2 separate regions of the Homo sapiens genome follow, and region 1 is linked to region 2. The links are chromatin contacts, found by Hi-C or POLR2A ChIA-PET in ENCODE. All regions are on one chromosome and are shown on one strand. The core of a region is the stretch at or near the end of the contact, and the rest is flanking DNA. Distances in the headings are between cores, read along the strand shown.

Region 1 (2,720 bases), core at 140-2,639, 91 kb before region 2:
TTGTTGTAAACACACAAGTTAAGGGCAAGATTCTTGCCAAGAGAATTAATGTGTTTATTGAGCACATTAAGCACTCTAAGAGCCGAGACAGCTTCCTGAAACGCATGAAGGAAAATGATCAGAAAAAGAAAGAAGCCAAAGAGAAAGGTACCTGGGTTCAACTAAAGCGCCAGCCTGCTCCACCCAGAGAAGCACACTTTGTGAGAACCAATGGGAAGGAGCCTGAGCTGCTGGAACCTATTCCCTATGAATTCATGGCATAATAGGTGTTAAAAAAAAATAATAAAGGATCTCTGGGCTACAAAAAAAAAAAAAGAAATTTCTGCCTTTTAGATACCTCTTTAATGGTGTTACAGTCATCATCACAGTTATAAGTATGTTGATATCAATAACAATCATTATTTGGATATTTATATGTATGGTGCTAAGTAACTATTTCCATTCTCATTCAATTCAGAAACATGAGTCAGGTTTTAAATGCATCTATATTTCTAACTGGTATGAGTATATAGGAAAAATATCTAATGCATCAATGTGTCCATAGAGCTTTATCATCTATCATATATTTATAAACATATAAATATCAATATATATGTACAGAGAGAAGGAAAGGATTTTTAAGAACATAACTATATATATTACAATGCTTTGTAAAGGACATGATCCATCTGTTCATACATATTTGGGGTTGAATAACATTCTAAAGATTATATGAAGAATGTTCCCAATTTACAGTCAAGGCAGCTGAGGCCTTTAAAAGTTAAATTTCTACCCATGTTTTTTCTCATCTGCTGCTTTCCCCAACACTCCTCAATGTTTCTTTACAACTGTATGTTTTCATAAAAGCAAATAAAAATATAAAATTTACATTTGCTTTAATCACAGTGTACAGTATACACAGTGAACGGTATTCTTCTAGCACTGAGTAACTTGGACATCACCTTGCATCATTTCTAATTTCCCCAAATAGGCAAAGTCAACGTCAAGGTTAAAACTATCACGTGTTGAACTTCCTTTCTGTGTTCAGTGAGTGCAAAACATGCTCCTTTTTGAGAATTCCCAGAGGTTATTCAGGGTTATTGAGGCATAAAGAAAACAGGGCTCACAACCCAAAGCCATTGTTTCCTTCCCTGAGCTTCATTAAGACTTTGCTGCCCATCAGCCCGGTACCAGAGAGCCAAACTCGAGAGCTCAGGCTCATAGATTTGGTATCAGTCCGGAAAGCACGAGTGTGAAATGGAAGCCACATTCACTTAGTTCCCCTTACAGAAGTGTCAGCTCCACTCAGAAACCGACTGTCTTCCCTGCCAGCGAAGGAGAGGAGAGTGCTTTGTCTCGTTCATTCCATCACACAAAACCATTTGATGAGCTTGACAGCATTGCTTGCTAATTACGGGGCAAGCTTCTCAGCACGAGGTTTGTTGCATCAACAGGTCCCCGAACAATCCAGCAATTGTCTGGGGGAAGCTCGGCCACTCGGGGTTGAGCACTTTTACGTCAATTATCCCCACCGGTTGTCATGACTTGGAGCCGCTCTAGTGGAATGAAGGGAACAAAACGATACGGAACGCTGAGGCCTGCACACAGCAAATTGGCTCCAGAAAACATTCCGGTTGTATCTATGTTTCTGGCTGTTGACGATATGATGAGAGGTCGCTGTCCCACACCACCCCTGCTCCAGGAAAACATGAAAGAGCGCCCATTTGGGAGAGTCTAGCATTTAGATAGAAAGGGCTCATTCCATAGAAATGTAATCATTTTCAACCCAGTCTATGTCTGCTAGGAGTTTGTGATTTTTGAAATATGAACAAAAAGGTTGAAAAAATAAATTCTCTTTCATTCTTGGCTTTTCTGTTTTTTGTTTGTTTCTTTTTGGAAAGAGAGGGAGGTAGAAGTAGGGGAAGATGGGAAACAATATACTATTGAGAGGTGACAGCGTGCTGGCAGTCCTCACAGCCCTCGCTCGCTCTCGGCACCTCCTCTGCCTGGGCTCCCACTTTGGCGGCACTTCAGGAGCCCTTCAGCCCGTCGCTGCACTGTGGGAGCCCCTTTCTGTGCTGGCCAAGGCCGGAGCCAGCTCCCTCAGCTTGCGAGGAGGTGTGGAGGGAGAGGCGCGGGCGGGAACCGGAGCTGCGCGCCGTGCTTGCGGGCCAGCGCGAGTTCCGGGTGGGCGTGGGCTCGGCGGACCCTGCACTCGGAGCGGCCGGCCGGCCCCACCGGCCCGGGCAGTGAGGGGCTTAGCACCTGGGCCAGCAGCTGCTGTGCTCAATTTCTTGCTGGGCCTTAGCTGCCTTCCCGTGGGGCAGGGCTCGGGACCTGCAGCCTGCCATGCCTGAGCCTCCCCGCCCCTCCGTGGGCTCCTGTGCAGCCCGAGCCTCCGCGACGAGCGCCGCCCCCTGCTCCACAGCGCCCAGTCCCATCGACCACCCAAGGGCTGAGGAGTGCGGGTGGATGGCGCGGGACTGGCAGGCAGCCCCATCTGCAGCTCCGGTGCGGGATCCACTGGGTGAAGCCAGCTGGGCTCCTGAGTCTGGTGGGGACGTGGAGAACCTTTGTGTCTAGCTCAGGGATTGTAAATACACCAATCGGCACTCTGTATCTAGCTCAAGGTTTGTAAACACACCAATCAGCACCCTGTGTCTAGCTCAGGGTTTGTGAATGCACCAATCCACACTCCGTATCTAGCTACTCTGGTGGGGCCTTGGAGAACCCTTGTGTCT
Region 2 (2,716 bases), core at 217-2,716:
AGTTGCATTTCTACCAAGATGTTTATGATGGGCTTACAGGGAAGCCAGGCTCCGGCAAAGGACACAGGAATCAAGTTTACATTTTAATGGAGGGAGGCGGGAGGTGGAAAGAGGAAAAAAAGTCAGCTTGTGGAGTGGGAATTCCTCATCCTGTTAGTGGGTAACACTAATTCAATCAAGAAGAAAGGGTTTGTTGAACAGACGCTCTCCCTGCGATTTCAGCCTGCCGGATCATCTTGGTGGAAGTTCATAAATGCGTCTGAAATGCTCCCAGCCTTTCAGTCTGAACACGCGGTTTTGGCAGTTGTGAACTTCAAGTAGACCTATTTAAGCTGATCAGAGGAAACAGGCTGACAGTGAGCTGATTAGAAACCTCTTAGGGACCCTTCTTTAAAGAGGGAAAGGAGTTATTTTTTTCCATCATCTTTAGAGACCCAGGGGTGGGTAATAAAAAAGAAAGGTTGCAAGTGGGGTGGGAGTGGGGGTTGTGGGGGAAAGGAAAACATCCATTTTAGAACACGAAGAAAAACAACTGCTTTGCCAGCCCTTTCCCAACCTCCTCGCTCTTGTCAATTTCTGCTTTGAGGGAATGTTTGAAGATAACAGGAAAGGAAATCATGAAATGATATGGCAAGGATGAGTGAGGCTTAAAGAGACGAACACAAGCTGTTTCCTTGACCCAGGCTTATCTCAAGCCTGCCAAAAAAATAACCATCTATCACAGACCCATAAATAGGTTAGGAACATGAGAGTAAAATGCTGCTTTTAATGATAAAGCGATTGGTGAGTTAGTTTAGAAAACAACCATCTCAGACATCTTAGGCTTAACAGATGCACACAAAGGTATACTTTTGTCTCCAGGGGTGGGAGGTGGGGGCAAGTTCTTGAACAAGCTGAATGTGTTTTAGGAAGCAGGAGCTCCACTTGAGAAAAGTTATAAACATGAACATTCAGAAAGAACATTTCAAAACCTCTCTGGGGAAAATAGGAGTTGCTGACAATAATACACATGCAGGGAGCGATTCCACTGCAAAATCTAAATGAGTGAGAAAGCTACCTCTTTGCTAGCCGCAAAGCCTTATCAGCAACAAAAAGTTCAGGTTAAGAATTTGCTTTCCAAACCGATACCCCACAGTTGACCTAAAATAGAGCAGGCAGTCAGGTTTCTCGTTGGGGCCCTTGAGAAAAAGTCTGCAAACCTGATCCCTGCTGAAATACTCCAGGAAGAACCAGATTCTCTGGGTTACAGCCCTTAAGATCACAATAGGAGTTTCCATTCCAGACCTTCAACTGAAAATGAAGTTTACAAATTAGCTTTGAATAAATATTATGCTTCCAGTCTCCAGTGAAGAGCCACAGCTCTGAGAGAAACCAAATTAGAAAAAGACGCGATTCAGCTCCCAAACACACAGAACCAAGCCCAAGCCAACCTAGCCTGGCATGTTTCTCTTCTTGCGCTACCAAAATAGCATGGTGATGTCATGCTTTCATTCGTCCCCCAAAACCAGCCACCCTGCCCTCCTAAAAATAGCTTGATGCACTTTTAAAGGGAAAAAAGGGGGAGTCAAAATATTTTTTGAAATAAACTTTTTTTCACTTAAACCGTCAAGCAATAAAAGACTATCTTTTCTTTCCTGTTTACTTTGTCTCCCAGACTCTGTGTGTGTGTGTGTGTGTGTGTGTGTGTGTTTCCCAAAGTCCCTCTGAAAATCATACAAGAAGGAAAAGCCTTTTCCAAAATAATTTATGTAGTCTGACTTCTGAGGCCTTCTCGTGTTTGTAAATTTTCTCTTTGTTCTTTGCCAGTGAATGAACCAGACTCAGGATTAACCAAGGACTTATTTAGGAGTCCTCTGAAAAATATAAGCATATTTGTAGGGAAGAGGACCGACTTAAAGAGACTGCTAGACATCAGGGACATAGATCAGTGATTCTCGAGGCTGTTTGAGCCTCCAGACACTTGTAACACTTTGAGATACGAAAGCTTTGGACTCACTAGGGACCTGAAGAATCATTTAAGTAAGGCCCAACCATCTGCATCATTCAAAAGAAACCCAAGGTAGCCATGTGTGGGGGCTCATACCTGTAATCCCAGCACGTTCAGTGGCTGAGGTGGGAAGATCCAGGTCAGGAGTCTGAGATCAGCCTGGGCGACATGTGGAAATCCTGTCTATACTAAAAATACGAAAAAAAAAAAAAAAATTAGCCAGCCATGGTGGCAAGTGCCTATAATCTCAGCTACTCAAGAGGCTGAGGCAGGAGAATTGCTTGAACCCGGGAGGCAGAAGTTGCAGGGAGGCAGAGGTTGCAGTGAGCCAAGATTTTGCACCACTGCACTCCAGTCTGGGCGACAGAGTGAGACTTCATCTCAAAAATAAAAAAAAAATAAAAGAAGTTAGCTGGGCATGGTGGCATGCACCTGTAGTCCTAGCTACTCAGGAGGCTGAGGCAGGAGGATCACTTAAAAGGCCAGGAATCCAAGGCTGCAGTGAGCCATGATCATGCCACTGCACTCTAGCCTGGGCAACAGGGCAAGAAAAAGGAGTAGGGAGCTTGGAGGGAGGTGGCGATGGTTAATGGGTACCAAAAAAAAAAAAATGAGTAAGACATACTATTTGATTGCACAACAGGGCAACTATAGTCAATAGCAATTTAATATACATTTCTAAATAACTAAAAGAGTATAATTGGGTTGTTTGTAACACATAGGATAGAT

What was found. A loop is a pair of places that touch in the nucleus more often than their neighbours do. ChIA-PET counts read pairs that join two places held with the same protein, here RNA polymerase II (POLR2A). Pooled maps may share reads with other maps.
Region 1: a loop to region 2 is called in a map of heart right ventricle, with 2.1 times the contacts of the local background. The contact joins two enhancer-like sites. A Hi-C loop is called at or near these places in 8 of 168 maps with a recorded cell type or tissue (Calu3, Right ventricle myocardium inferior, ascending aorta and 4 more) and 10 of 50 pooled maps. POLR2A ChIA-PET finds 5 or more read pairs at or near these places in 2 of 52 experiments (Caco-2 and activated CD4-positive, alpha-beta T cell).

The regions. Positions count from the first base shown.
Region 1 is chr10:28,896,545-28,899,264 of GRCh38, reverse strand. It overlaps the pseudogene RPL21P93. Among named protein-coding and RNA genes, the nearest start is that of C10orf126, 51 kb to the right of the region's middle. Within about 2 kb of position 1,389, at least 4 of the 41 ENCODE cell types and tissues checked have a DNase peak (open chromatin) inside an H3K27ac peak, as active enhancers do; they include heart right ventricle, where a contact is called at or near this core.
Region 2 is chr10:28,805,506-28,808,221 of GRCh38, reverse strand. It overlaps LINC01517 (long intergenic non-protein coding RNA 1517), which reads right to left. Exons shown (of 4, transcript NR_120652.1): 3 at 2,084-2,175; 4 at 3-332. Among named protein-coding and RNA genes, the nearest start is that of LINC00837, 11 kb to the right of the region's middle. Within about 2 kb of position 1,466, at least 6 of the 41 ENCODE cell types and tissues checked have a DNase peak (open chromatin) inside an H3K27ac peak, as active enhancers do; they include heart right ventricle, where a contact is called at or near this core.